Regions from separate parts of the Mus musculus genome. Here region 1 is linked to region 2. A link is a loop called in an ENCODE intact Hi-C map of the cell type or tissue named here. Cell type or tissue: left cerebral cortex. All regions are shown on one strand. Links, peaks and the distances in the headings refer to the core of each region. The heading gives the core; the rest is flanking DNA.

The links. Hi-C counts contacts between places; a loop is a spot of excess contacts. Peaks named below come from ENCODE experiments on the same cell type or tissue, not always from the same donor. Only the 100,000 strongest peaks of a DNase experiment are listed, where the experiment ranks them.
Region 1: a loop joins it to region 2, with 3.0 times the contacts of the local background. A loop is called at or near these places in 6 of 42 quality-filtered maps.

The regions. Positions count from the first base shown.
Region 1 is chr2:4,909,391-4,925,448 of GRCm38, forward strand. Phyh (phytanoyl-CoA hydroxylase) reads left to right here and starts at 9,606. Exons shown (of 9, transcript NM_010726.2): 1 at 9,606-9,754; 2 at 13,438-13,496. The coding sequence starts at 9,680. Gm46728 (a long non-coding RNA gene) reads right to left here and starts at 7,066. Exons shown (of 3, transcript XR_001783222.2): 1 at 6,756-7,066; 2 at 5,569-5,676; 3 at 1,216-1,389. Sephs1 (selenophosphate synthetase 1) reads left to right here. Exons shown (of 9, transcript NM_175400.6): 9 at 1-1,167. In left cerebral cortex, for the core only: CTCF peaks have their summits at 8,307 (motif pointing right), 8,509, 9,611 and 9,821; DNase peaks (open chromatin) are centred at 8,348 and 9,610; H3K4me3 peaks cover 1,751 bases; H3K27ac peaks cover 2,254 bases.
Region 2 is chr2:5,797,825-5,813,882 of GRCm38, forward strand. Cdc123 (cell division cycle 123) reads right to left here. Exons shown (of 13, transcript NM_133837.5): 7 at 12,972-13,020; 8 at 9,607-9,682; 9 at 7,087-7,209; 10 at 6,123-6,151; 11 at 537-665. Among named protein-coding and RNA genes, the nearest start is that of Gm29984, 20 kb to the right of the region's middle. In left cerebral cortex, for the core only: a CTCF peak has its summit at 8,579; a DNase peak (open chromatin) is centred at 8,597.

The DNA.
Region 1 (16,058 bases), core at 4,842-12,841, 890 kb before region 2:
GGTACAGCGGCTTGTCTCATAAGGCTGAGCTCCATCTGTCTGCAGAACCCATGTGCAAAGAACAGTGACCTGCACGTACATCGTGTGCTATGTACTCATGCACCTAGCAATAAATACATTAATATTTCATTGTCAGAGTTCTAGATCTTCATTTTATTCTGTAGAAACAGAAATAATAGCTATACTAGTTTATTTTTACAGATGCTTAGCACAGGCAGGTGTTTGAGAGATCTGATGGTGCGCATGCACACACACAAACCCTGCTTGAACGCTCGTTTTCATATCTGACCAGGTGCTCACACAACATACTCTGCTTCCAACACTCGAGTATCCCATTCTCATTAAGAATCCACATAAGGATTGCAGTCATGAAACATCAGAGGCCACAGTGAAAATCCAAAGTCCTTTTGAATGAGGAGTGGGTGGATTAGACCAGGCCTGAGTCAACTAACAGGCAGCATCTCTAGGCATCCAGACATGGTCAAGAACCCCTGGAAGCCAAACTTGCTGTACAAGGGTGCGCTTGTGGTTTGTCTGGTGAGTGAGTATTGGGTGCATAGGTCTTAACATTCTCTGCAGTTTCCTATTATGATAGACCTCACATATCAACACTGCTGGCATTGATGGTCCTTGCTAGGTCGTGCTGCCTTTTAAGAGGTTAATGCCCAGGACAACAGCATGTAACAAAGTCCAGCGACTGTGGAGCTGGGTCTAGTGACACAGGGCTGTAATCCCACATACTCAGGAGGCCGAAGCAAGAGGACCTCGTTCAAAGTCTGCCTGGGCAACCTAATAAGGCCCTGCTTTGCTCTCCTCCAGCACAAAGGATCCTAAAAAGTTCGAAAGTATAGCTTAGTGGTAGAGTATTTGCCTAGCATTCACAAGGCCCTGGGTTTAGTCCTCAGTAGCAGCAAAAACCAAACTTGATGAAAACAAGATTAAACGTCACTAGTTTACTGTAATTACAGTGTGATTGTGGGACAAGGCTGATGCAGCCACCATTGTATTTCAGGAATAAAAACATGTACGTGGAAATATATAGAATGTAATGTTTATCACCCAAGCATATTTTGCACACTTTTAAAGCAAAATTATATAAAATTTAATGTCTAGGATATATTCCTGGGTTTGGGTCCACTTTGAGAAATAAAACTATAATAGTTTAAACTTTCATGTCTCTGTTTACTAAGTGCTAATTTTTGTTTGAAGTGCAGTCAGTAATTTGAAAAAAATCAGAAATGCATGTTTCTCACTCGTGAGGCTAATTCAACTTACCCAGGCAGCTGCAACAGCTGTAAACCTCACTGACCTCCATCCATCTTCTGCAAGTCCATCCAGCCCAGTGCGTCTGCTTCCAGTGTTTTACACCACTCGAGAGTCCCGAAAACTCTGAAAATGTAAGCATAAAAACATTCTTATGAAGAAATTAAAACCAGAACAGGTACTAGAAATGTCTGTTTTACCACCTTTCCTTTTGTTTTATATATGGATACATATATATATCCTATATATGCATATATATATATATATTATTACTAGTAACTGCATGCATGCACACATCATTGGAAGAGACACTTGCATAAGTGAATTGCTGATGTGGTTAGTGGGAGTGGGTAAAAATTTACCAGTATACAACATCCTTCTTTTTTTTTTTTTTTAAGGCTTACTTATTTCATGTATGTATGTACACTGTCACTGTCTTCAGACACACCAGAAGAGGGCATCAGATCCCATTACAGATGGTTACGAGCCACTATGTGGTTGCTGGAAATTGAACTTAGGACCTCTGGTAGAGCAGCCAGTGCTCTTAATGGCTGAGCCAGCTCTCCAGTTCCAGTTACAATGTCTTTATTCAGATCATCCATATGTTCCTCCATATGCAGCCCTCAAGGCAGTGGTCCTGGGATGTGAAAGGAAAATGGCTGAAAGAAATGAATGAGCATACCTGATGCTAACATGGCTCCCGCCCTGATTTCCCTCAGTGATGAATGGGACAGAAGCTGAAAAAAAATGCATTCCTCCCCCCAAGCTGCTTTTCATCCATGGTGTTTGTCACAGCAGAACCCAGAGCATTCTTTGAATGAAGATGCCATAAGGATATCTCAGGAATTGGCTGAAGCCCCAAAGGTGAAGACATTTTAGCTTATGCCTCCCCCACCCCCAAGAAAAGTGTTTCCCTCTACCTTCAGCCATTCTGGAAATCTGAGGTCCCTGCAGCCCTAGTACCAAGGTTCCAGGCTGCAACTCAAGAAAACCTCAGCATCCTTCATGTTGTGGTTTTGCAATGTGCAGAGGAAATGTCTTGGATTGTTAAGGGTAGAACAGCTTTCAACTAGATTTCAAAGACCTGGGAGGCCAGGAAACTACATCAGGGTAAGAAACCTTCCAGGCAGTTCCCAGGCAGGCGTGATGTCTGAAGCTCTGGGATGGAAGCTGGGGCTTCAGTGGAGACCCCAAGGAAAGCTGCAAGCAGGGAGTAGAGCCCACCGAAAAGGGACCATGTGGATCACCACCAGCAAAGCTGCTGGGGTTGGAGCTTGCATTTTAACTGCACATGCTCCAATCCTGGGCACCGAGCTGGGTTTAATGTTTGTCCTGCTGACATTTGATCCTGATTTGATCTGACCATTTCTTGCTATTTCCTAATCCTTTTCGACTGGACATACACACAATTAAGAATAAAAAGATTTTAATTTTTCTTTTGAAGTTTTGTTTTTTTTTTAAGTAGTTCTTAGCCAGAATGCCAGAACTGACTGATGTTTAGGCTAAGCATGAGCATGGTTTTTGGCCGAGCACTCGCAATTTATAGGGATCCAACATCGGGTGCTCACACGGGAGCCTATAGGGGATATTTCACATTCAAGCCATACCCATGACTGCCATGTTGGTATTTCAGCTGTGGCAATTACTGCAGATGCTGAACTCTTCTGTAATTTTATGCAGCAGAAGTATTCCTTGTATCTTACAGTCTCTTGTCTAATTGGAACCAAGACCCAGATAGAAGTGTAAACTGAGGCTGGTGACATAGGTCCTGGAGTTTTGCAGACCTATCTGTCAGCCTGACTGCAGAGCTGTGCACAACATAGTCCATTCTCGATCAGCCCATATTTGGAAAGGCACACATCTGAGTTTATAGAGTGCAGCTTAAATGAACTGGTTTGCCAGGGACTGTGTGCTATAAGAGCTGATTCCTATAGGAACATCGACTAAAGACCCCCAAAGAGGGGGGACCCTCACTCAAGTCTCAGGATGACATGACCCCCCAAGAACTCAGGAGAGACCGTCCTTGCTGCAATCACACGAGGTTTATTGATAGGAACCAGCACGCTGGGGCCGACTCTGGGAAAGGGGGTATTAAAAAAAAAATAACCCAAGGGTGTAGGGAGGGTGTTATTGGAAAAATCAAAAATGCCAGTGAAAAATCACAAGGTGGAACTAAAAATCACAAGGGGAAATTCCCTGCTTCTCAAGATTTTAATCTAACTTTTGTGGTCAGCCAATTCCTGGAACAGGCTGCTTCAGGGCCCAACTATTTTTCTTTCTTGGCTCCAACTTGGTCTAGGGATCAAACTTAAATTTCCTGCCTTACACTATGAAGAATGCATCCATAGCTGAGATTTTTCAGACCTGCTTTCGATGATGGTTCTTAAATGCTTTAACCTCCCTTCTAGCCCACCACCCAGCAGAGGCAGTGGAAAAGAAGTGGACCTGTTTAGAAATTGGTCTCATTCTATTAGGCAGAATATCACAGTTCCTGTTAGATCAGTTGAGGAAGGTGTTCTTCACTTCTTGGAAGATCCGAGGTAGATAGCAGGACAGGTAGAGACCATGGGTAGGTAGTGTGGCACTTTGAATAAGTATGGCCCCCATAGACTTAGGTGTTTGAAATGATTGGGTAGTGTGACCTTGTTGGAGGAAGTGTGTCCTATAGGGGTAGGCTTTGAACTTTCCTATGTACAAGCAATACCCAATGTGGCACACGGTCCCCTCCTGCTGCCTGTGGATCAAGATGTAGATTTCTCAGTCCCTCCACACCAAGTCTGCCCACACCCTGCCATGCTTTCCTCCATGATGTGTGGGGCAATGGGCTATGCACAGACAGCCTGGTCTCCAGTCCAGCTAAGGTCTTGAACCCCGGGTCTTGAGGTGGGACCTGGTGGGTGGTAAATTCCACCTACATGGGACAGAAGGCATTCGATCATGTCTCCTGGACCCCTGGTTCCTGTCGAAGTTACCGCCCCCATAGCCCCCCCCCCCCTCTCAAGAGAGGCTTGTGGCTATCAGTCACGTAGACAATGTTCCAAGCTTCTGGCATTCTGGCTAGACTCCTTCCCACAGTTACCTAGCAACAGCAAGATAGCCAGCCCACTATAAGAGGGTCTGCTTGGCCCCTCCTTTCTCTCTCTAAGCTTTTACCTCTCTTACTCTGATTATTAGATAACCTCTCTCTCTCCCTCTCTCTCTCTCTCCATGTGACCATGGCCTGTCTCTCTCTCTTTTTACTTTCTCTCCTTTCTCCCTGCTTTTCTACAATAAAGCTCTAAAACCATGGACCGTCTCTGTTCATCAAGGCCCGCTGAGCTTGAACAATGGGGATAGGCTTTCTCCTAACAAGCTGAGTCTAACCTCCCGCCAGAAGGCCTTCCTACACTGCAGCCACAGACTGGACTAAGGACTCTTGCCTGTGTGGGAGCCACTCAGTGCCCCCCTCTAACTCTGCCCTCTCTTCCCTTATCTCTGGGCCAAGTGCTGCCCCCTGGGCCCCTATTCTGTTCTCTGCTCCTTCGCCAGATTCAGCGTGGGATGCCAGAGGCTGAGAACCTGGTACCTGGAGTTGCCCCTTGTCCACAACCCGCTGTGTGGGGTAAGTGGCTTGACACAGGTGCCCACCTTGGGCCACACGGAAAGCATGCACAGTCCTCCCGTGTCTGCCCACTCAGAGCACTGGAACTCTGGTGGGATGTGGGTTTTCTCCCATTCCCCTTTTTCCCCTACACCCACAGTCCCGCAATGATGATAATGGAATATGCCTCTGAGAATGTAAGCCAGCCCCAAGTAAATGATTTCCTTTATCAGGGATACATGGTAATGTCTCTTCACAGCAATAAAACCCTAACTAAGACAGATAGTATATCCCCAAGGGCTCACCTCCAGCTAGGCCCCACACCCTGTTTCCTAATATAGTGCCACCTCTGGGGGAGAAGCATAAGAAACATAAGCCTTGGGCTGGAGAGATGGCTCAGTGGGTAAGAGCACTGACTGCTCTTCCAGAGGGCCTGAGTTCAATTCCCAGCAACCACATGGTGGCTCACAACCATCTGTAATGGGATTTGATGCCCTCTTCTGATGTGTGTCTGAAGACAGCTACAGTGTACTCATATACATAAAACAGACCAACAAATAAATATTTAAAAAAAAACAAAAAGAAACAAACAAACAAAAAAAAACCCAAAAAGCCTGGGACTGGATAGGATGGTGTGTGCCTGTAATTTCAGGACGTGGGAGGGGGAAGCAGGAAAATCAGGAGTTCAAGGTCATCTTCAACTTTATAATGAATTCAAGACCTACCTGTGCTTCATGAAGATCTTGTCTCAAAAGTGGTGGAGGTAGAGAGATAGCTGAGTGGTTAAGAGCATTGGCTACTCTCATAGAAGACTCAGGTTCAATTCCCAGCACCTACAGAGAAAGAGAGAGCAAGAGGTTTCCTTCTGATGTGTTAGACATTTTTGTAGAGAGAATCTCTTAGAAGCATCACCTGTCAATAAAAAAGCCTATGGCCAATGAGCTGAGGCAGAATAATGGGAGGTGGGACACTGGCAGGAAGAGAGAGGTTCTGGGAAATAGAGACTAAAGGGAGATTCAAGAGAGATGCTAGGGAGGACCCTGAAGGAGGCCAGTAGGGAAAAAGCAGTCAGAACTGAAGGAGAGGTAATAGGTAACTAACAGGAAGGTAGATGAACTCAGGGTAAAATAAAGGGAGATTTGCCAGGGACCACTGAGGAGGCAGAAGCATGAGACCTGAGCAGAGGTAACAAGTCACCCAGATGAACTCAAGAAGCATGAGATCTGAGCAGAGGTAACAAGTCACCCAGATGAACTCAAGAAGCATGAGATCTGAGCAGAGGTAACAAGTCACCCAGATGAACTCAAGAAGCATGAGATCTGAGCAGAGGTAACAAGTCACCCAGATGAACTCAGGATGGAGTAACAGGAGAGATTTCCCCAGGAGCGCTGGGGAGACGAACATAAACCAGCGGGTAGCTGCCCTCACTTTAGGATGAAGAGGATGCCCCAGACTTGGACAGAAAGCTGAGGACAGGTGACTAAGCATGTGGCAGACAGAGAGCAGTTTGAATGGTTAAATAAGTTTTGAGCTAGTCAGGGAATGAGCCAACGATAGTGGCCTAGGCATTTCTTAATAAATAACTAGTCTCAGAGCTTCACTCCTGATCAGAGGCTGGGAGGGAAAATGGATTTATTCTTTATATAAATCTCAGTGGGGAAAGAATCTGGAAAGAGAGCTCAGGATGAGGGGTGAGAGGTGACAGAGTCCTGCCATAAATCCTGGGACTCAAACTCCAGAGAGCAGCGTCAGGGTGCAGATGTGAGTTTATTGTGCATAAGCTTACATACAGTGAGCCAGGCCCTTAAATCCTCAGCCAATTGTGTCTTGCCATACCATCACCATGCCCCAATGAAAGCCCTGCCTAATAAGGTCACTCAAAAGGGGGGGGGGGGGCGGGGAGTGTCATCACCTGTTAGGACTTCTGTGAAGAGGCGGGGCAGCCACCATCTGGCCCGTGTTCCATTTTGCTGTCTCACAGGTGTTCCGGGAGCCATCTTAGATCAAATCCCAAGTACAGCAGATCAGGGCTCTTCGATCCTGTGGCGCTTCTCTCTCCATTCCACTTTTTCCTTCACAAGGTTGACCTCCACATCCCCCACAAAGGAGGGTGGTGATGGTCTTCACCTTTGACCCCAGCACTTGGGAGGCAGAGGCAAGTGGAGCTCTGAGTTCAAGGCCAGCCTGATCTATAGAATGAGTTCCAGGGAACTCTGTTGCAAAGTGAAAAAAAAAAAAAAAAAAAAAAAGCAGAGAGAAAAACAGAGACACAGAGAGACACAGAGAGAGGTCTTTGGACACATAGTCTGGAGTTTAACATTCCAAGATAGGGTTACAAATCTGAGATCTTCTCCTGAAGGCTGAAGTTTAAAGTCTGAGGCTGGAGGAGGTGACTGAGAAAGCTGGTTTTCACAGAACGAAGATGTAAAAGGACTGACTACAGATCTCAGGAGAGGGAAGGTCAGTCAGAAAAGGAGGGAGAGGAAGCCACTGCGGGCCTACTCCACATGGCCGCACGCAGAGGATTGCATGGGATAGAATGCAGTGAGACAGAACCCCTAGATGAGCACATGGTGGCCGCTTGCGAAGAGCAGCTCGTTAGCAGGATGAGCTCAGAAATGACCTGGGCTTTAGAGAAAATCAGGAGAGAGAATCTAGGACTGCAGATATCATCTATCATTCTTTCAGGATTGGCTATGAAATCATTTCCTTTGCTTTATCTGCTTATTATTTTTATTTTTGTTTTATTGTGTGTGATAGCTTACTGTTAGTGTGCTTGCCTCTTATGGGGGATTCTGGGTTCTAAGCTCAGTTACCACAAGACAAACAAACAAACAAACAAAAATACAGGTTAGGAAACGTTACACACAGAGCCAGGAGGAAATTCTATCTTGAGTGCCACAATCTCTCATCCTGTGCTGGTCTTATGTCAGTTTAAGACAGATTAAAGTTAGCTGACAGGAGGGAATCTCAAGGAGAAAACGCCTCAAGAAGGTCCAGATGTTAGGCATTTTCTTAACTAGTGATTGATGGGGAAGGCCCAGGGCATGGTGGGTGGTGCTATCCCTGGGCTGGTGGCCTGGGTTGGTGGTCCTAGGTTCTAGAAGAAAGCAGAGGCTGAACAAGCTATGGAGAACGAGCCCAGTTAAGCAGCACCTGTCATGTTCTCTGCTTCAGCTCCCACCTCCAGGATCTTGCCCTGTTTGAGTTCCTGTCCTGACTTCCTTTAATGAGGAACAGATCAGTAAAAATGTAAGCCGAATGCACCCTTTCCTCTCCAACTTCCTTTTTTGGTCATGGTCATGGCGGCAATAGAAACCCTAAGACAGGCCCCAAAGCCATAATTCTCTCTGTTTTTTAGGGAAACCAGTCATCCTCAGAATGACGGTCTTAATCTTTCAATTCTGCTTGAGGTGACCCAAATTCAGACTAATTTCAGTTTTGTTTTCTTCCTTCTCCCTGCAGTTCCCATTTTGCACCAGGTGAGGGCAGTAAGAACACACCTATTTCCCAAGTGGGGGGTGGGGGGGGAATGCAGTCAGTCCTGCTTTTAAACTGTGGGCTAATTAAGCCGGTCTCTCAGGACATGGTCAGGCTTCCACCAGGTTGCTCAGGCTGGACAGATGAGGTTGGGAGATAAGCAAATGACCAAGCCGGCCCTGGGAGCTTCAGCTAAGCGAATCTCGTCCTAAAGGTCAAGGCACAAAGGGCAAATCTCTGCAACCTGAAAACAGGAAGTAGCCAGCTGGTTACTTGCTTGTCTCTCCTGGACTATGGCACTGTCACCAAATTATCTAATGAAAGCATTTAAGAAACAATAACATGTTTATGGAGTAACTAGAAGCAATCTAGAAGTAACTCTCTTAAGAGACCGAGAGACAAAGAGATTGAGATTATGTGTAGTGGTTGAATTTCAAAGACTTTAGGAAAACAGTTTTGTTTTGTTTTGGGTTTGGTTTGGTTTGGTTTGGTTTGCTTTTTCGAGACAGGGTTTCTCTGTGTAGCCCTGGTGGTCCAGGAACTCACTTTGTAGACCAGGCTGGCCTCGAACTCAGAAATCCCCCTGCCTCCGCCTCCCAAGTGCTGGGATTAAAGAAAACAGTTTTTAGCTACATAAGAAATTTTACATGTTATACTGGCTGGTGAGATACACAGTGGTTAAGGGAGCTTGCTGAACAAACCTGACCATCAGAGTTCGATCCCCAAAACTCAGGTGGTGGAAAGAGACTCAACTTCCCTGAAGATTATTTCTCTGATCTCCACAAACAAGGATGCAAACATACATACATACATACACACACACACACACACACACACACACACACACACCACACCCCATCACCACTACCACCACCACACACAAAAATGTAATGTAAGTTATCCTAGACCGTGTGGATCGCTCTTCTTAAAAACTAACAGCCAAACTTTCTAATATTTTAGGATGAATTCACGCTAAATTTAATGTCTCTTCTGAATAACACAGATGATTTTAATTTTTAGTGGGAGAACTAGTCACATAGATTAGTTGTTCATAGATTAAAACTACCAAGTTAAAAGGGTGGCTCAGATCCCTAACGGCCTCGGGCTGCTCGGCTTGCATCACCCCAGTCGCAAAATTTCGGACCTTGCAGATTAGAACAAAGACACAGCGGCGGGGAGCAAGGACTCCAGACAGCCTAGGCTCGCTCCCTCATCCCCAGCTCCCCAACCCCCAGCCTGGGGGAGGTGGCGCTGTGTCCTGCCCTTGGACAGAACTCCACCCTCTACTAGGAGGCGGGGCCTTGCCGTAAGTTAAGTGTGACCTGGGCGCAGCAGTTTCGTCTGCTGGCCCCCACCATGAATCTTACGCGCGCCGGCGCCCGGCTGCAGGTCCTTCTGGGACACCTCGGCCGACCCTCGGCCCCAACGATTGTATCCTTTGGGCTGTGGAAGGGCTCACAGGCTCGAAGGAGCCTCTCCGCCCTGGTGGTGGCTTCAAGGACATAAGAGAGCCTCTGCGCCGCCATCTCTTCCCTGTCTCCATCCCTAGGGTTCCCGGGTGGAGGCTGCATCCCCAGAGAGCCCTCGTCTTCTGGAAGGGCTCTCTGGTGGGACTTCTCTAGGCAGCATTTTGAGCCTTCAAGAAACCGTGGTTTCTTGCTGGTGTAAAGCGGGAAGCATAAAGCGAAAGGTGACGACGTCATCACAAAGAGGCTTGCCATTTTTTGAGTTGACTTCTGCATCCAGAAACACCAAGGACAGTTGCCCACAGGTGCTTGCCTGTGACCAAGGCCGGCAGAGGCAGGGATTCTCAGAGGTCAGGAGGAGGCGCCAGTCGCCAAAAAGAGAAGGCTCAGGACCCTGTCCAGCAGGTAGCTAGCTGCCCATCTCCACCTGCCCTCTGTCTGTCACCATCCCACTAGCTGTGTAAGCTCCCACTCCAGGGGCCAGGTGTCCCCAGTCTCCTGAGGACTGAACTGGTTCCCGGAAAGCGACTTCAGAAGCGAGTGCCTGGTGATAAATGCTTGTGATCCCCCTGGGAGGTGCAGGTGCAGACTCGAGGGTTGGTTGGTTGGTTGGTTGGTTGGTTGGTTGGTTGGTTGGTTGGTTGGTTTTTCGAGACAGGGTTTCTCTGTATAGCCCTGGCTGTCCTGGAACTCACTTTGTAGACCAGGCTGGCCTCGAACTCAGAAATCCGCCTGCCTCTGCCTCCCAAGTGCTGGGATTAAAGGTTCGTGCCACCACCGTCCGTCCGGCAGACTTGAGGATCTTAATGGCCAGCCATCCTGGCCAAAAGTGACAGACGGTCTAAAAAGCAAAACAAAACACTAAACCAAGGCTTGGAAGCAGTTATGCACACGAACACGTGTGTGTACACACACATCACACACAAACACATACATGCATACACTCAGACTCTTGGGGGATGGGAGGAAGCATCAAACTGTTGGCCCCTCGCCCTAGAAATTGCTAAAAATGAATGGTTTAGGGTTTTCAGTGCCTGCCACCTCCGAGGCTGATCATAATAGTTGTTTATTTGGCCTTCCCTGTTATTCTGCCTGTGGGGCTTTTGGTTTATAAGCAGCGGTGTGCCAGGCTTACCTCAAGCTTAAACTCTACAGGCTAATAATGTAACTTCATTTTACACTGAGAAACTAATGGGGAAAGACCCTGATTAGTGTGTATTGGACTAAAGCAGTGGTTAGACCTGCAGGCCATGTAGGGATGGAATATCACAGTCTGGTTTTTTCTTGGCAGTTGGATGTTTGCTACATTTTGAGAACCTTGGATATACTGGTACTAGATGTATTTGGACTGAAATTGATGCAGTCTCTTCACTACTCTTTGGATCTTATTGGTTGCTTGATTTTTGAGACAGAATCTTATCACGCATCTCTGGCGAGCTGGAATTTGCTATTATAGACTGGATTGGCTTAGAACTCACAGAGACCACCACCTCTGCCTCTTAAGTGCTGGGATTAAAGTATACACTTTTTTTGTTTTGTTTTGTTTTTCGAGACAGGGTTTCTCTGTGTAGCCCTGGCTGTCCTGGAACTCACTCTGTAGACCAGGCTGGCCTCGAACTGAGAAATTCACCTGCCTCTGCCTCCGGAGTGCTGGGATTAAAGGCGTGCGCCACCACGCCCGGCAAAGTATACACTTTTAACTTGAATCATTTTTCAATTTAAATGGCCAGATGTAGCTAGCAGCTAGTATTGGATATTAGATAGTGCTGACCAAGAGCCATAGGGAATATATTATGTAAGTAGAGTTCTAGAAATTGAGGCCGTATCTCCTCAGCCTTAATTTGCTTCTAAGCAGTGTGGATGCTGGGCAGTGGTGGCACACGCCTTTAATCCCAGAATCTGGGAGGCAGAGGCAGGCGGATTGGATTTCTGAGTTCAAGGCCAGCCTGGTCTGCAAAGTAAGTGAGTTCTAGGACGACCAGGGCTACACAGAGAAACCCTGTCCAAAAAAAAAAAAAAGCAGTGTGGATTAGGGAACAAGGAATGTTTTGTATTTGCATAATTGGGGTCATCCTGGGTCACAGCTTCTGCGTCTCTTTTCACTTTACCCCACCCACACCCCCATCTCTGTCATATATTTCAATATCATTTAACATTTCTCCCACATCATCAAAGTCCAAGAAACAGTGGAGAAGGGCCGAGGTGACCAGTTTGGAGCACTGAGGTCTATATGTCCTTGCGGCAATGCTATATTGGGAAAGTTGAACAAGAGTGGGAATTGTGAGGCTGGAGATGTGGCTCAGCAGTTAAGAGCAATGACTGCTCTTCACACTGGCTACTCTTTCAGAGGTGTCCTGGGTTCAAATCCCAACAACCACATGGCAGCTCACAACTGTCATCCAGCAACAAATGACCTGACACTCTCACACAGACATACATGCAGGCAAAACACCAATATGCATTAAATACGTAAATAAAAAAGTAAATAAATAATAGATAGTTGGCAATCACCTTTAATCTCAGCAGAGGCAGACAGTCTCTGTGAGTTCAAGATCAGCCTGGTCTACATATCAAGTTCCCAGTCAGCCAGGGCTACGTAGTGGGATTCTGACAAAAAAAAACAAAAAACAAAAAAAAAAAAAACCAAAAAAACAAAGGACAAAACAAAACAACAAAAAACAGAAGAGAAAGAAAGCAAGAAAAACAATAAACCGCATATGGTGGTGCCTGTCTATAATTTCACCTGGCAGGAAGTAAGTGGGGGGCAGGAGGATCAGTTCAAGATCATACGTGGCTACATTATTAAGCTCAAGGCTAGCTCATGTAGCATGTTCTCTGTCTCTAAAAGTCATAAAGCCTTAATTAATTAATTAATCAATTAATCAATTAATTAATTAAAAGCAATCCAGGCCTGACAATGCACACCTGTAACCCCAGCACTTGGAAGATGAAGGCAGAAGAAACTGAGATCAGATGGGCTATAAAACACCCAGGCCCTACCTTAGGTGCACAGTGAGATCCTGTTTCAATAAATGAGTGAACACGAGTAGATGGCAAGTTCATGTGAAGTGACATTGTGGGTCTCTTGGTGGGTTTGAGACCCACAGGCTTTCACTGTGTGGCCCTGACTGGCCTGAAACCCACTCTGTAGACCAAGCTGATGAAACTCAACCCCCCCCCCCTTTGCCTCCCAAGTGCTGGGTTCCACCCACACCTGTGTGGAACTGACACTCCAAAAGCAGCAACACACGGTCTACAGAGTGAGGTCCAGGACAGCCAGGGCTACACAGAGAAACCCTGTCTCGGAAAAACCAAAAAAAGAAAAAAGATAACAGAAAAGGGCTGTTCCTAACCCGTAGTTACTGAGTGACGGTTCAGTGTTTACTTCACTGGTGTGGCTTGGACTTTTTGTGCCCTAATGACGTCCAAGCTCCTTCCAGTTTAGCCTGCAGTCACACGAGGCCCAAGCTGTGCTCTCCCTTCTAAAGCGTGACCTTTGGTATCTTATTTGCTCAGTAGCTTAGCACAAGGAAACCCTGGGACTGGGGCTGACTGGAGCTACAGGTATAATCTGGGGGATTTGTGGCTGGTGTTTGGCAAAAAGGTTGTCTCCTGCCTTCTTCTTTCTTTTCCTTAATTCTCCCCTAGGTAGCCCAGCCTGTATCAGGGTTGGCTTCCCCTGCCAGTTTCCAGCCTGAACAATTCCAGTAAGTAGATCTCATTTTTGCCTGTTACTTCACTGTGTATGTGTTCTGACTAGTGTGTTACAGCAGCCTGACACAAGAGTTAATCATCTAAGAATCTGGATTGAGAAATGCCTCTATAAAATTGGGCTGTCGGCAATCTGGTGGATTTCTTAATTAGTGATTAATGGAGGAGGGTCCAGCAGCCCATTGTGGGTGGGGCCATCTCTGGGCTGGTAGTCTTGAGTTCTATAAGAGAGCAGGCTGAGAAAGCCATGGGGAGCAAGCCAGTAAGCAGCACCTCTCTATAGCCTCTGCATCAGCTCCTGCCTCCAGGTTCCTACCCTGTTTGAGTTTCTGCCCTGAGCTCCTTCAATAATGAACAGTGATGTGGAAGTGTAAGCCAAATAAACCCTTTCCTCCCCAAGTCACTTTTGGTCATGGTGTTTCAGCTCAGCAATATTGACCTTAACTGAGACAGCTTGTAAAAGTTTTTCTAGTAGTAGCTGGGATAGAATGTCCACTGTACAACCAGGTAACATAACATGCAGCAAGCTACCCAACTAGAATCCATGTAGAACACACTTTGCTTCCAGAAAATGGTCTACCAGTACTGCTTTGGGGAACTATGGAGAACCTAAGTTTTCTTAACATAGCTAAGATCCAAAAAGAAGTTAAAAAAAAAGAGAAAGAGAGAGAAAGAAAATACATAATTTTACCCTTGAAAAATCCAAGCATCACATGTCACGTTACTTTACTTCTATATTGGTGTTATTGACATATTGGCTAGCATTTTGAAAGAGAGAGAGACACACAGAGACAAGAGAGTCAGAGAGATGAAGAGACACAGAAAGAAAGACACAGAGACAGAGACAGACAGACAGATACACACACACACACACACAAAACACAATGGAGAGAGATTGTGTGTAAGAAGCAAGGTCTCACCAGGTCTTGAGCTTAGGACTCTCCAGCCTCCTGAGCAGCTGAGACAACTGTAGTCCAGCACCTGACATGAGTATTGCCTTGTTTTTAAGGGGAGCACCCAACCTTCATGAATATCGTAGACAAAGCCACAGCACCAACCTTAAGGAGTGGGTGGGTTGCTTCTGAGAGTGTACTGACTAGACTACTTAAAATGTATGATTTGGGTGTGGTGTGTTCCTGGAATCCCAGACTTTGCTAAGGCAGGAGGTTCCAAGTTCAAGACTGCTACAAAGTGAGACCCTAACTTAAGAAATATTTATCTTATACATATCACATATACTTCATTGAATTGATCTTCCATTTGAAAGACAATGCTTATTTGTAGCCATCCAGTGGCTTAAGGTCGAGCAGGGTCACCTGAAAGGAGCGCTGGGAATGAAAAGGCTGTGGGCCATAGAAGAATGGAACCAAGACAGTGTTCTGGTCAAGGCTCAAAGTTTATTTCTGCAGCTCCAGCCTATAGGCACTTCAGCCATCAAAGCCTCTTGAGAAAATCCCTTTACAAACTTAACAAAGATAGGAGCTCCTCTTGGCTACACACCCTGCTCCCATGACTTTGGCTACACACTCTGCTCTCATGACTTTGGCTACACACACTACTGTCATGGCAGTTCTCTGGCTCTTCACACTGTAGAAAATTTAAAATTCAGAATTTTAAATCATTACTGAAAGGCAACCATTGTTTTAAAACAAAACTGCTTTGCAACTGCTCAGCTACAGACATTGACATGCCCTCTCTCCTTCCTCTCCCTCTGTATTTTGTTTTATATGATTTTTATCCTATTATAATAAGTATGCCCACAGTATTCTGCCCTTCATTTTTAACATCTATTGTACAGATATAATTCCTTGGTTAATATTTTTTTCAGTAATACACATTTTTGGTGACTGTACCTATGTTTTGGACTTAACACTCTAAACTTTGTCCTCACTACTTCATTAAAGCAATACACATAGAAATGTTGAGTTGAAAAGTACAAATGCAGGCAGGCTGTGGGAGTACATATCTCTGGTCCCTTTACTCAAGAAGCAGAAGCAGGCAGATCTCTGAGTTCAAGGCTAGCCTTGCCTACCTGGCAAGTTCCAGGCCAGTTAGATTTGGATAGTAAGACAGATTCTTGGTATGAAAGACCTCCGTGGGGATAACCCCACCCGAGTCAAGAGATAGCGTGCACCCAAAGAATCAAGAGAGACCATCTTGACGTAAACACACAAGGTAGTTTAATGACGGAGCTCCGGGCTACACGTATCTCACGCAGGAGACAGAGGTGTTGACCCTAAGGCTCAAAAGTTAGGGGTTTATATAGGAAAGGAGTGGGGGGATAGGGGAAATTGGCACAGTTACACACAAGTGGGCAGTTTAAACATCAGTGAGCAGTATGTGACAGTAACTCTAAATGGAGGGTGTTTATCTTGGTTGGCAGGGCATCTGGCTAAGCTCAAACCATATCAGCAGGTAGCCCATTACTCATCTGAGATTGTCCTTGCCTTTTTTTTTTTTTTTTTTTTTTTTTTATCTCAGTGGCTAGTTGGTTCCTGGGATGACTTTACAGCCTTTGTGTCCACCCGCCCGACTCTCTTATCTTTATGGCTTTAAGT
Region 2 (16,058 bases), core at 4,670-12,669:
AGGCTGAGAACCAGAGAGAGCTCAGGGCGTAGGGCAGACAAGGGTCAGCTCTGCAGAGGACTGGGCTGAGAAGGTTTTGTTTCTAGAGGAACTGAGAGGATCTGCGGAGAGGAAGGCAGGAACAACGGCTAGATGAGGAGAGGAGCCAAGAGAAGTGGGACCAGCCTGGGACCAACTGAGATGACAGCTGGCCAGACAGTGGTCATGAAAGCAGAGGTGACACTGTGACGAGACGGACATGTTGCCACTGCTCTCTGTGATTACTCAGCGGGGAGCAAGGACCAGAGAAGCCATTGTGTGAATCTCAAGGGTGAAGGTTTTTCCAAGTGAACATGACAGGCAGAGATAATAAAAGTAGAATAAGCAGAAAAAGTCAGCTTTCCAGGGAAGGGCCTGAGCCACGTGGACGCCCCTTTAACACTGTGACAGGAAGGAAGGGCTAGTGAAGCTGTGTCTACTTGACCCTTTCCTAGTGGTCCAGGTCCTAAGTATGCACATCAAGGGAGGGGTGAACAGACGGAAATGGTCGGTCTCACCTGCTCCTGAGCATCTCCTTCAGTGACCTCACCACGTAGGTTGTTCTCAGATGTTAGCTCTTCCCAAGTAAACAACAGTGAGTCTGTGACCTCCCCAAATGGATTAAAGTCAATGAGCCACACCTTCCCCTAGAACAGACAGAAGAAAACAAACAAAAACCAACCAATCAAACCCAGCTAAGTATAAAATAAAGCAAACACAACCTATGCTCTCTTATTTAAAAGGTATTTTCCTCTCAGGAGGCAAAGGCAGGTAGATCTCTGTGAGTTCAAGGTCAGCCTGGTGTACAGAGTGAGTTCCAGGACAGCCAGGGCTGCACAGAGAAACCCTGTCTCGAAAAACAAAACAAAACAAAAGGCATTTTCCTGTATTTTCCCTTACAGGTCATCCATGTAGCACATCCTGTGTGTATGACAGAACTTGAAAGCATATGAAGGGAAGAGGACTATCAATCTCTGAAAAGGGCTTTCTCGTCCACCCTGTTCAAGTGAGCTGAGTGGGGATGCCTCCCTGCTCTGTGGTCAGCACAGAGTATGTGCAGTCCAGGAAATCAGAGCCCATGCATTTGATTGCAGAGCCACTTAGGACACACGGCAGACATGGCTCCTGACATTCTTATCTTTGTTCCTCTGGTTTATGTTCACTCATGCTCCATCCCCGCCCCCAACCCGTGTGCGCACACATTTGGACATGCCAAAGGAGAATGCTGAGAGACAGCATTTTGTCTAAGTTAAAACACAATTTTAGAGGAGATGCCTTAATAGGGCTTGCTTTAGAAATATCCAACCAATGGCATGGAGCCTTTTCAAGTTTTCACCATGTGTCACATGAGTAAGGTTTCTATTTTGTATAACCCCCAAGAGAAATCCTATCAGTTTCTTTTGCCACTTGAGCCATTTGCACACATCAGTCTGGTACCCACTTCTATATTCTTAGACTATGTGAAGTAATACTAAATAATACTAGCCATTGGTCAAAAAGCCAGATAAAGAGCTGGCATAAAGCCCTCCCTTTTGACCAAAGGGAGTAGGATGTCTAGAAAAAGACAAAATTGGATCCACACTGCAACAAGTATGTGAACAAACACCAACGAGATCAAAAAGAAATCACACAGCAAGAGATCAAAATAACCCAGCAGCAATCTGTATATAAGACAGCTAAACATGAAAGCATTAGAAACAATGAATAATTCTCAAAACAAACCCAAGCCTGCAGCACTACTAATATCAGATAAAATATATAATGAAAAACATACAAAAGCCCAATTAGTATTAGGAATAGAAAAGGTCCCTACTTAATGATAAGGTTTTGATTGAAATGATCTGCTATGGTTAATCTCCATCGTCAACTTGATTGGAGACTGGTGAGACACACTTCAGAGTATACCGCTGAGGCGTGTCCACAGAGGACAGCTACCAAAGGCAGCTCCTGAGGGGCAGACCCACAAACTCCAAATAGGGCCCTCAAGGGGAAAAAGCAAACAAAAGCCCATCAGCGCAGCTCTGTTCCCCGGCCCCCTCTCTGATGTCTCACACCCCAAAGGCTCACAGTGATGGGGCCTAGTGGCCACCGCCAGAAACCTCTGAAACAGTGAGCCAAAACCCAAATTTCCTCCTTTTATTTATATCATGTTTCATCAAAATAGAATTAGTGTTATCTAAAAACACAACTTCAAAATATATTACTAAAAAACCAACACAATTAGAAACCAAAAGATTTTAACATGCACGGTTGCTCAATAACTAAAAAATCAAGTGGCCAAAGGAAAAAAAATTGGGAAAGATTTTTTCCCCATGTGATAAAGTCTCCATATAAAAAATAAAGAAATAGCACAAAGAACCCCTGCCAGTATTGCTCATCTGTAATTCTATCCCTTCCCCGAAAATGTGTTTGATCTGAAAAGGATGCGCGTTTGCTTCCAAAGCTACATATTTCAGCAACAAGCCTGGTCTAGATCCATGAGTCTGCAGAACACAGCACACGCTGGACTTCCTTTGTTTGGCATGATCAAGTTACAAAGCCAAACTTACAATAGCAAGACTCAAAATTAAACAACATTCTGTCCAGAAAGCAATAAAACAAGTTATCAGCAACACAAGTCACAGGGAAAAGACTAGAAAGGAACAACATTGATTTTCTAAGACTCTAAAATAAGAGGCAGATGGATCTTTGTGAGTTCCAGGCCAACTTGCTCTACATAGTGAGTTCTGAGCTAGCTAGAGCTATGCAGTGAAACCCCCCCACCTTCTGCCTCTGTGTGTCTCTCTCTTATATACACACACACAATGTAAATAAGGATTTTAAATTCTAGCCGTACATCATCATCCCTGAGGGGGCTTCTGAAACCTTACCCAGTGTCCATCCTAGACTCACAGAATGGGTGGGCTACTGACCTGATGTGCATAGAACAGTTAAGACTCTACAGCCCTGAATCAAGTTGCCCAACAACAATAAACATAGACACGCCAAAGTGTCACTAGGTACAAACACTTCAGTTATATGTCACGAGCCAAACTACTTACAGACACGAGTGAGCTTTCTACAAGAATAGCCACAAAATAATATATTCAAGAAAGTGTCTAACAAACTCTGATACACGTACCATTGAGTAAATGCAAATGGGTTTTACAATATGGTCTAAATCTCGGAACGGAAACTGTCAGGATGTTTAGACTGGCATGCTTCTCGCTTTTAAAAATGAACTCTTTTTCAGATCTGCAGGATCTCAGCTACCATTACTTATATACTCGTCCAACTTCACTTTAATTCCTCAACTCTTTTACAGGCTAAACAGCTGCGTCTACCTGTCAGCCCCACTGAGTTAGTGATCAGGACATTTGCCAGGGACAGGAGGCAGCTTGGCAGGTTCCAACATTTTCAACTGCCGATATGAAATAACTAGTTTAGTATCTATACACTGCAGGCAGATAACACTTACCCCACAGCATATACAGACTGAGATACAGAACTAAATGATAATAAAAGCCTTCCGGGAAGGGAGCGTGTTCTAGACAAAAGGCTGGTTTTACCCTGTTCTAACTGCCTAGATGCTGCCTGCCACAGGCCACACCTCGCGAACACAAGTCTGCCACTTCCACATCAAGATAACTTCCTCCAACGTTCAAGGCTATCTTGTTTGATGCTTCCTGTGGGCAGTACAGCAGCTAGCACAGCACAGACACACACAGCAGGCTGCCAACGTCTTTACCAGGAAGCAGAGAAGCGACTCCTGCCTGCGGGATCAGATGTCTGTCTATGAACTCACCCTGCTTCCCAGGCCTCGGAGGTTTCTTTCCGTCCAGCTGGAACTTTCCCAAGCATCCTTCCTTGTCTCGACCTCTGCTCCCCTGTCCTTTCAGATGTGTTTGTGATTGTGTGCATGTGTGCTGTGTTCACATGTGTCTTCAGAGAACCTGCCTCTCACCAGCCAGAAGTACCAAGGCGACAAGCACTGGCAAGGATCTGGGGACCAGGAGTCCTCACGGACTGTGGGGAGGAAGGTAAGCTAGTCTAGCTGAGGAAGAGCATGCAAGTGCCCTACAAAGTTAAAGAGGCTCCTAGGGAGGCTCGGCCTTTGAAGGCACTTGCTGACAAACCTGAGGTCCTGGGCTTGATCCCAGGAACCCACATGGTGGAAAGACAGAAGCACACTCAAGTCCATGTTCTCACACGATCAATGTAAATAAATAAAGAGATTAAAAACAGACACACCATATGACCCAGCATCCCAGTTCTTGGGCATACATCCAAAGACGTGAATACCTGAAAGAACAGTTGTCCCCCAATCTCAATTTCCACACTACCCACAACAACCTGGAAGTGCAGACAAATAGATAAAGAAAATGTGGTCCAAACACACAACAGAACTGTTGAGCAATAAGAAACATAGCTGCCTAGTACTCTGGGGCAATGCGGATGAACTGGGAGGCGTAATGTAAGTGAACTAATCCAGGAAAAAGGGCAAATACCACAGGATCTCATTCATATGTGAACTCAACCAGGGATCTTCCACGGGTCAAGGGTAGAAAGACGGCTACCAGAGGCTGGTGTGGGGAGCGACGTGGCAGAAGATGATCAATAGTTAATAAAGAAGAATAAGAAGTTCTGTATGCTACTGCACAGAGGGGAGACCATTGGGGCCTCCAACATTTAACTACTGGGATAGGATACTGTCACCTCCAACGTCTCTAGTGACACTTATACCTATCCTGGAGGCTGGGGTGCCTGCCAGACAATGAGGATGTGCTGTCAGTTCAGTAAACTCAGGCCAGAAACGGGAGAATTTTGAATGTTCTTACCATAAAGGGATGACAAACATTTGAGTAGGAACTCCTTTGGTTTCCCATATGAATGAAATCATGTAGTACTTGCCCTTTGCCTGGATTAGTTCACTTATGTAAGGAATCCAGAACTAAACAGGACATGATGCAGACATGCACTCAAACATTAAATTCATATCCAATTTATGTTTTTATATATTAGATAAAAAATAAATTTAAGTTAAAAGTGTTAATCTGGGGCTAGGGAGCTAACTCAACTGTAAAGTGCTTACCTCATCTTCCTGGGGACCCAAGTTTGATCCCCAGAAACCACAGAAAAAATGTAAGGTATGCTTGTTACACATTTGTACCCCGGCACTGGGAGGTGGAGTCAGGATGACCCCTGAGGCCCACTGACCAGCCCGCTTTATTTAATTGATGAGCTCCAAGCCAACAAGAGTTGCTGCTTCAGGGGAGACAGGCAGCATTTCTGAGGATGACACCTGGGGTTGTCCTTTGGCTATGTGCACAGCCCACATGAATATACACACTCATGCGCAGGATTCCCACATGAATATGAATATAAACATATTCAAAAAGTTTAAATGAAAAATCTATTAAAGGAAAAAAAAATAAATGTAAACAAATTTACATCTTTGCTTAAGCAAGTCACACAAAGAGCCTTTTAGTTGACTTGAGAAAACCTAAGAACCAAATGACAAATTTCTATTGTTAAGTGTATACAATGAATGATTTTTAGTAGGTCTAGACCTCCCAGGAAGTGTGAAGAAGGACATAAGTGGTCATTTATTCACTTGTTCTATTGCTGGTCCTATATTTAGGGACCACCCTGTAATCCCATCACACAGGAGGCAAAAGCAAGAGGGTCATGAGTTCAAAACCAACCTGATTTACATAACAAATTCCATCTGAGTGTACACCTTCAATGCCAGTACTCAGGAAGCAGAGACAGGAGGATGTCTAAGTTTGAGGCCAGCCTGGTCTACAATGTGAGTTTCAGGACAAACAGGGCTACACAGAAAAGCCCAGTATTGAAAACTAAACCAAACCAAACCAAACCAAACCAAACCAAACCAAACAAACAAAAAAACAAATTCCAGGCCAGCTGGAGCTAAATTCACCAAAGCAAGCACACTGAATTTATTCATGCTGGATATGCTACTGTAAGGAATAATCTTACATTGTGAATTTCACAGACTTCATCTTGAGAATACATTTTCTGAGCAATAGACCCTTCATAAATTTAATGGCTGTGTACTGTGTTCACCATTCCTGGTTTTAAAGCAAGTTAACTACAGTACTTACCCTACTGTCCCTGTATATATCGAACACAACTGTAAAGAAGAAAAAAAACTCAGTTACTAATAAGCGAATGCTTTCATAATCTAAATCTCTTTTTGAAAATTCAAGTATACTTTACTACTAAACACAGCAGAATATAATTAGCCATGAATACTTATGGTGGCTCACACTTCCTAGCACTAGAGAAACTAAGGTAGGAGGACGGCTGCAGGGTCAAGGCCAGCTTGAACCAAGTAGGACCAAGGCCCGTTAGACTACAGTGTAGGAACCTGCCCAACACAACAATGAACAGACTCATTGATGAAATAAAAGTCTAACTGTAATGATTGCTCATGCTTAAAAACACAAACCAAATAGCAACATAGTTGCTTGCATGGGCAGAGGAAGCTGTCACCAAGACAATTATGAGTGAAAGGCACTCCCATCACATACCTGAGGTGGGAAATGAGTCTCATAAGAAAGCACAGAATGTAATTATCAGACAGCACGATTCATCTTCTTTTTAAATTAAATATGCTATGGAACCCAGGCTTGGCAAGTAAGAAAGGCATAAATCACAGGTTTAACTCTATGCTATTTGAAAACTCTCTTACATACCACAAACTTTCAGTTCCTCAAAACAACCCCCAGTTGTTTGCTCTGCAGCCGTTTCTGCCCCAGATAACAGACAGAAGCTAAAAAGAAGAAGCACTCTACTCTCCACGGACAGATCTGGTAAAACGCACCAGCTTCTCCGAGCGTGGAGAGAAGTGCCCTGGTATTGAATAACATTATCTAATTACATGGGGTGACATGAACACAAGTCATCAGTGACACCAATGGTCACATAATAAAGTGCTGGGGTGCAGAACACTGAGCTGAGTATTGAAGACAGGCCAGAGTGATGTCCACAACTTTTACTTTACTTTATTGAGGCTCAGCGACCATTGCCAGGTCTCACTTCATTGCACCAATAGCAAATACTCACAGTCTTCATCTAAGAATTTATACTGTAGGTGTTCCTTGAAAAAGTCTTGAATGCATCTGCAAATTTCTTCTTTTTGCTTAGAAATATGATCATAGTATTGTGTGTAATCCCTCTGAGAAATACCTGACAAGAAAACGTTCAGTAGCTGTTACTAGATGATGCCCATAAAACACCAATTAACATAATTTACCATAGGTAGTGATCGAGGCTTTTGAAGCTGGCCAGAAGACCATACAGGTGAACACGGCAGCTCAAACCAAATAGCTCAGCAACCAAGGTCTATGAATAAATGCATCTTAGGCTCCAGAATGCCACACACTTAATTTTGGAAGTCGTTATTTTATTTAGCACGGTGGAAAGGATTCAGTCACAAAAAGACTTGCTTAGTAAAACCTCCAATAGCAATTCTAGACGTGCGCATGCATGCACCTGCTGCTTTCATGTTTAAAGCTAGTCTCTTCAAATCGCTATCCTCTTCCAGGTGGTGGTGGGGTGGGAACATGTAAAAGAGCCCTCACACACACCTGCCTGCCTTCACAAAAGCAGCCTGTGTTTGTTTTACGGAAGGTGATTGGTCTTCAGAGCCTGAAATTCAGACTGCTGTAAGGAAAGGCCTCTGAGTTCTTAGTCACACACCCAAGTGTGACTAGCACACTTAAACTGTGGAATATGTAACAGTGGAACACCTACGCTTATCTTAGTTATAAGAATAAATGCCACCATTCCATCCATTCCATGAGAACTGGTGAGCTGATGCTCAGCTACATGTCCCTTGGTCCACAACTTTTACCTTACAGAAAACACAGTGGCAAACGTTTTGAAAGAACAACTTACTTCAGTCCATAGCCTGAGTAAGTGACAGCTAACAGGGTAATATCTTCAGAGGTAAGAAGACAAGAAACAGACTTGTTTCATATATTTTCTCTGCTCATGTAATAAACAATGCCCTAATAACAGAAAGATTATAGGAGCCTGGAGAGATGGCTGAGTTAAGAGTATACACTGAGCCGGGCGTGGTGGTGCACGCCTTTAATCCCAGCACTTGGGCGGTAGAGGCAGGTGGATTTCTGAGTTCGAAGCCAGCCTGGTCTACAGAGTGAGTTCCAGGACAGCCAGGGCTACACAGAGAAACCCTGTCTCGAAAACAAAAAACCAAAAAAACCAAAACAGCAACAACAACAAAGAGTATATACTGTCTCACAGGAGACCCGAGCTTGGTTTCCAGCACCCACATTAAGACATCTTATGACTCCCTACAGCTTCAACACTAGGCAAATCCAACACTTCTGGCCTCCATGGACATTTGCACACCCCAACACACGTATGCACAAGTAAATAAAATAAATCTTTAAAAAAGGAAAGACTGTTAAAATTTAGCTTTTGATGATGTTTATTTTACAATAAGCACTTTACTGGGAGTAAAACAAAACTTTTCTAACCACTGGTTGAGAATGGTAAAAGCTGTCCCTCCATCTCTAGAGTCCAGACAGGATCAACAGCGCCACCTTCCTGTGTAGAAACATTCTGGTGGAATTTTTAGGGTCACTTATATATACTATATCATCTGCAAATAGTGATATTTTGACTTCTTCCTTTCCAATTTGTATCCCCTTGATCTCCTTTTGTTGTCGAATTGCTCTGACTAGGACTTCAAGTACTATATTGAATAGGTAGGGAGAGAGTGGACAGCCTTGTCTAGTCCCTGATTTTAGTGGGATTGCTTTGAGTTTCTCTCCATTTAGTTTGATGTTGGCTACTGGTTTGCTGTAGATTGCTTTTATTATGTTTAGGTATTGGCCTTGAATTCCTGCTCTTTCCATGACTTTTATGATGAAGGGGTGTTGGATTTTGTCAAGTGCTTTCTCAGCATCTAATGAGATGATCATGTGATTTTTGTCTTTGCAGGCTCAGGACCCTTATTAACACAGAACTCCAGACTCAATATCAAACCCCTGTCCTAATTATTGAAACTATTTCCATCAAAAGCTTGTTTTTTCTCCTTTGGCTATTTTCCAATGAAACATGATCATTGTACATATTTATGAAGTAGTGTGACACTCTGATACATATATGATCAAAATAATGATAAAATTAATATATTCACACAATGAAATATAACTCAACCATAAAAGTGAAATTCTAAAATTTACAACACAGTTATCTTTCTCTTTTAAAAATAAAGTTTACTGTTTGCTTGATTAATGTGCATGGGTACACATGAGTGTGTGAGGGGCACACACGAGTGTGTGAGGGGCACACACCTTTGATTAAGCAAGTGCACATGGTGGTCAAAGACTGGGAGTTAGTTCTCTCCTACCACACAGGCTCTGGGACTGGCCTGAGGCTATCAGGCTTGGTGGCTTTTACCAGCTGGGCCACCTTGTCAGCAATCCTCTTTTAAAGGCTCCTCTGGGGAAAGGGCTATAACAGAGCACTTACCTAGCATGTACTAGGATCTGGGCTCACTTTCTGGAAACATATACACATTAAAGATTACCTTCAAGGACAAGAAGAACTCACCAATAAGCTTATTTTCTTTGACAAAACATCGGAATTCAGCCCCAGGAATTAATTCACACCATTTTCGGAGAACAAGCTGTAGACACGGAATAAATATAACAGAAGTATATGAGAAGAGCCTTTCATGTGAAAATCTTATTATAATGATTGTCATTAAAAGTGGTTTTGTGATAAAGAGGCCACCTAAAACAGGAGATGTGACAGGAGCTGCAACCCTATCAGAATTGAGGTTTTAGGTTTGGCTTAGCGGTTCAGCGCTTGCTTAAGCAGCTCAGAGCCTGAGGAGCATCCTAGCGAAGACGGGGTCACCATTTGGAGAGATTAGAAACAGATAAAGAAGGCAAATCTCACCACCACTGCGCCACAAGCTGCCCTGCTGGTTGTATATTGTGTCCCTCTTGAAGAGTGAGTGTCTGTCTGTCTGTCTGTCTGTCTGTCTGTCTGTCTGTCTCTATCTATCTATCTATCTATCTATCTATCTATCTATCTATCTTCTCAGCACTGGGGTCCTGGGTTCAGGCAGCAGCACATCTGTTTGTAAAGTTTAAGATGTTATAGAAACTACTTATGAGAGTCTCGGCCTCCCTCTTCTTCCCTGCCCTTCCTCTCTCCCTCTTTCAAGAAAGGGAAGGACCAAGCTGTTATCACTGAGGTCTTAGCTGGGTAGTGGTTCCTCAGTTTTTCTGGCATTTAAATTATCTGGTAATAATTTCCTCTTCTTAGAGAAAATTAAGTTTTTTATTAAATGTCTTAAGACTTCCAAATGCACTGAGTTCATCCTTCATTGCTGAGAGCTCTGGGTTAAACCTTGCAAATGTGGTATTTGCTAGGGAGATAGTTCTGTAGTTACGAGCACTTGGTGCTGTTGCAGAGAACTGGGTTCAATTCCCAGCACACAGGTTGGTCTACAACCTCCTATAACTCCAGTACTAGGGGGATCTGATACCCTCTTCTGATCTCTGTGGGCACCAAGCACACATACAGTGCATATACATGCTTGTAAACACTCATACATAAAATAAAGTGAACAAATTAAATATATTAAAAAAAAAAAACCCTGTGAGTCTCAAACTAAAATATTATCAGTTCTTATGTATTAAAAGTCAATCCTGGGGTACGAGTGTGGGTGTAACGTGGCTACAGTCATTTTCAAACTAGCAACAAACTAAGCAAGTGTGGTACACTAACAGCAGTAAGTAACACACACTAATTGGTTTTTAAAGTACGAAATGGTAAAGCCGTTCTCCTTGCCCAGTTCTTCTGTAGTCCTCGGAAGCAACCCGAGCTTTCTGGTTCCTGTTTGTCTTTCAAGAAGTGGTCCAGGAATACCAAGTGCACAGCAGATGGAAACGTTTTTAAGTACACAGACAGGAGCATATGCTGTATGGGACTCTGCTTGCAACGTTTTTCACTGTAATTACTTGAGAACCTCACTTCCCCAGCTTTAACTCCAGTGTCTTAGCATGCTGCTGCCGCATCAAACAGCAGAGGACTGGGAAGTAAACCTCAGCTTCAGACACCATTAGACACCATTTCAACCAGCACCATACCTCAGTGAACGAGTAAATAACACTCTGTGCAGGTCCTGTATACCTAGCACCAAATCCTAACACATAACAGGTGCGTCACAGTAAGCTGTTCAGCAAAACAGTAGATATAAATATGCAATGTGCATATAAATAGTGTTATAAAAGACTGACATGGGAAAATACGCTCTAGAAATAAGCCGGGTGGGGGGGAGGCATATTCATACTTGTATGTAAAGACCAAACCCTCTAAGACCTAGTAACTATTTAGTGGCCTAATAAATAATAAATTCAATGTTCCATATAGACAATATATTCATAGAAGATCTTTCAATATAAAAATATTTAGTACAGTGAGTATCAGTGGACAATATTTTCTCCATGATGCTAGAGACAAACCCAGGACCTAAAGCATGGCATGCAAACACTTCACTCCTAAGCTGCAACCCCAGTCCCTAGACAGATCTTGAAAGCACATATATCTAGAGATGTCTAGAAGCAAATAATGCAGAAGGAAATTTTAATCATGGTACTAATTCTAAGATACTATAAAACCAAATATGAAAATGTTTTACAATTAAAAAGCAATGATGACCAGTTACTGTTCAGAAATACTGTATTTGACAGTACAAATTCAAAAGGAATCAAGAGTAATTACAAGTGATAGTCTACTATGCAGCATTTAAAGGATAAGAAAACTCCAGAATCAATTAATTAGTTAAGAAATTAGCTATATTTAAGACTACTGCCCATTGAGAGGTATCTATGTGTAAATCTTCAGAAAATGGAGCAAAGCCTGGAGCTTGCATCAATTCCAATCCTTCCTCAGTCCGTGTCATCGCTCTCCACCTTCTCCACCTTCTCTGTAGGATGAGTGAGTGGGAGAAGGAGCTGCCACTAAAGTGAGGATGGTGTTGCTCTCAGTAATGCAGTTTGAGTTTGGGATGTCCGCCACAGGTTTCCAGCTCATGGTGCTATTTTGAAGGCTATGGAGAGCAGGTAGGTTGTGGCCCTGGCTGGCAGGCACAGGTCATGAAGGTACAGACACTGAACTAGATTTGGCTGGGTGAAAAGTACAAAGACATTTATGTTATACAAGACTGTGTATATTCTCTGTGTACAGTATATATATCCTAGTATATAGTCTACAAATAGTACATTTTCTTTTTCTTTCTGTGGTGGCCTGAGTAAGAATGGCCCCAATAGGCTCATGGATTTGAATGCTTGGTCACCAGGGAGTGGCCCTATTAGGAGGTGTGGTCTTATTGGAAGAAGTGTGTTGAGGAGGGTGAGCGAGGCCCAGTGCTCCCTCTCTCCCTGCTGCCTGTCCATCTGGATGGAGACCTCTTTCTAGCACCATATCTGCTGCATGGCACCATGCTCCTAAACATCCTGATAATAAACTAAATCTTTGAAATGGTAAGCAAGCCCTAATTAAATATTTTCTTTTATAGGAGTTGCTGTGGCCATGGTGTCTCTTCATAGCAATAGAACAATGACTAAGATACTCCCCGCCCTGCCCTCTCTTTTGTTTGAGACAGAGTCTCACTGTGTGACTTTGACTGGCCTGAAATTTGCTTTGTAGACCAGCCTGTCCTTGAACTCAGCCATCTGCCTGCCTCTGCTGGGATTAAAGACATGCACCAACATGCTCCACCATGCCCCAACTAAAAATAATATATATTCTTCTATATGTACGACAAATTTCTTAAATGTAAAATTTAGCCGTTTTACGTTCCCAGAGAAATTAGACTACAATTTTTCATTTACAAATAAGCAGCACACTTCCAGGACCTTTGTCCGGGATTCTCAATGGTCTAAGGCGAACAAGCCGCTTACCTCGTACTCTATACAAGGGTCTGGAGAGTCATCAGTGCAATGAATAAACCTTTGGAGAGAAAAATGCAATTTTTTTGTTAATTTATGCAGACATCTTCATAAACAATATGAGCTTTGATCCCATGAAGCATTGCTTGCTGTTGAGTACTACGCAGGCGCATTTAATCCTCAACACAGCACAAGCAGCTCCAGTAACCTCCATTTTCCTGTCAATGGGCAAAGAATCTAAAATTCAAAAAAGTCCAAGCTTGGCAAATAAGCTAGGACGATACACAACTCAGGCTGACCAGCTCTGAGTGACGGTAAGTCTGTCCACTCTCGGTGTCCGTCCTGCTGCGGAGTCAGCAGGCTGCATACTGTTCTATGACATCAGCTCTGCCACTGAGAGCCACGCAACATGGCTATGCTCCATCTTTAGTGAAGGTAGGATGGCAGCACCATCCACCTTAGTGATAACCCTGAGGAGTACACTGAGGACTGCTCTGTGGACAGTAGCTTGGCCACAGAAAGCCACAATGTCTGTCATTGCAAAAGACCTTGGACAGAACCATACAACCCTCCGTTAAGCATCCCCTCTAAGGACTGTTTCATGAACAATAAAATAGAGTATTACAAAACGCCCATCTGTGCCAAGCCCTGGACTAGGCACCAGGACCACAAATCACCTAGGACCCCAAAGTGCTTTATGAGGCATGACAGAGGAAGCTAGCAGGTACACAGATCATTTCAGAACACCAGGGAGAATAAAATACTCCGATGGAACAAACAAGGAAGCAACTTGCTGGCTGTCATGTGTGGGAGGGAGAGGAGGAAGTAGAAAGGGGATCCACTTTGAGGCAAAGGGAAACATGCCACAGCAGGACAGGAATATGAAGACAAGAACCCCATGAGATTAGCAGGCATGGGTGTGCATCAGCAATGAAGATGGGTGAAAGCTGTGGACACCGAGCGCTGGTTACTTTGTGTCTCTTTCACCCAAACTAGAGTCACCTGAGAAGGGGGAGCTTAGTGGGAGCCTACCTCCATCAGACTGGCCTGTGCACAGGTCTGTGGGGGCATTTTCTCTTTTAATTGATGATTGATACGGGAGGGTCCAGTCCACTGCGAGCAGCGCTATCCCGGGCAAGGAAGCTGTCCTTGTTTAAGGAAGTAGCTAAGCAAGGCATGGGGAGCAAGTCAGTAAGCAGCCCCCCCCCACCCCCCCGCCCCGTGGCCTCTGCTTTAGTTCCCGCCTTAGCTTCCCTTGATAATGACTCTAAGCAGGAAGACGAAATAAATCCTTTGCCTCCCCAAGTTGCTTTGGGTCTGTATTTTATCACAGCAACAGAGAAACAAAGCAAACCAGGACAAGGGGGAAAGCCCAGGTGATCCGTCCCTCTACTGCTACTCATCTTTATTTGTTTTATTTTATTTTATTTTTTGGATTTTCAAGACAGGATTTTTCTGTGTAGCCCTGGCTGTCCTGGAACTCACTCTGTAGACCAGGCTGGCCTCGAACTCAGAAATCTGCCTGCCTCTGCCTCCCAAGTGCTGGGATTAAAGGAGTGCGCCACCACCGCCTGGCTCATTTTTACTTTTAATTTACCACTGACATGCATTATTGTAGGGAGCTTGACAAAATTGGTGGGAAAAAAAGGTAGTTGTACATGTGCATCACTCGTAATATGTAATATACAATTGTGAAAACCGAGCATGAAGAAAACAAGAGCACTTCCCCCCTTGTGGCTATTACGGTTGGAAGTAAGATGGCCCTCACACGTTCATGTGTTCAATACGTGTCTCCAGCTGTAAGCCCGGGAACTCAGCAGTGGGGTGAGTGTATGAAGTCAGACCAAGTCTCTGCTTCCCCGGCACCAGGAGGCGGGTAGCTCTCCGCCATACTGCTCTGCCTCACTGTGGGCACAGAGCCACGAGGCCACCACTGCAGTTAAGGCCCCTGAACTGTGAGCAGAACTAGATCCTCCTCCTCTTGCTTTGTCACAGGAGAAGGATTCAGCTAACAGATGTGCTGACCAATGAAAGACAGGATTTCTCGGGCACAGAGAAATCTTTTAAAGGCTGTCTTGAAGGTAGTGGGTAGTGAGGTATTGAGGTTTATGCTCAGCAGGCATGAAGCCTTGGATCCAGTTTGAGGAAGGGAAGCATCGAGCCATTCAAACACAAACCCAGTGTAAAAGCCTTTGGCCTCCCTGACTCTGTGGCACGTTGGCACTCTGCAATCATTTATGTTTTCACATTGCAAACAGTAACAATTGTGGTCAACTTGACTAGCTGAAATCCAGAGAACACAGACTTCTAGAACCACTAATAACTGGGAACCAAATGATATAATCTACAACACGTTTCAAAAGAAAGGTACACAGTGTGCTTTATTAAGCTGCCAATGGCCTTTCTGTTTTTACAGTAGCAAATGTTTACGTGTGCCATGTACTACTGAGGTAACAAGGGTGAAAGGAGCATTCAGTCAGAAGGTACACTATGACTCTCATGGATGGAGGTGCTAGAACTCTTACTAAAACTCCTGGGTTAAGTTTAGTGGGGAGGCACAGGGAGGCTGGGGGTGGGGATAGAGGGGATAGAGGAGAGAGAGAGAGAGAGAGAGAGAGAGAGAGAGACAGAGAGAGACAGAGAGAGACAGAGACAGAGACAGAGAGAGAAATACTTAATACACACACTGACAAGACTTTAGCCTCAAGCAGGACTCGTGTTGAAAAGGAAAACAAAAGCTATCATTAACCAAATTTTCTTTCCATAAGAAAGTCAGGAAGTGTCTGTTACCGCGCCCTACCACTCAGAGGTGCAACCTGAGGACCTCATTGCCCTTAAAAGCAAAAATCCCTTGCTTCAAGTTCAACTAAGGTTACCCGAAGTAGCTATACTTCAAAACTAACTATGAGTACATTTAACATTGCTTAAGCAAAAATAAATCTTACAGGTCGTTTCAGGTTGATCAAAATTGAAGCCATGAAATGTCAGGTTAATAAAAATCACTACAATTGTTCAATTCTTTAAAAATAACTGCTCTTTCCCACGAGGGCCAGCATGAGAAGCACTAAGAATATTAATGGAGTTCCTATGTTGTGACAC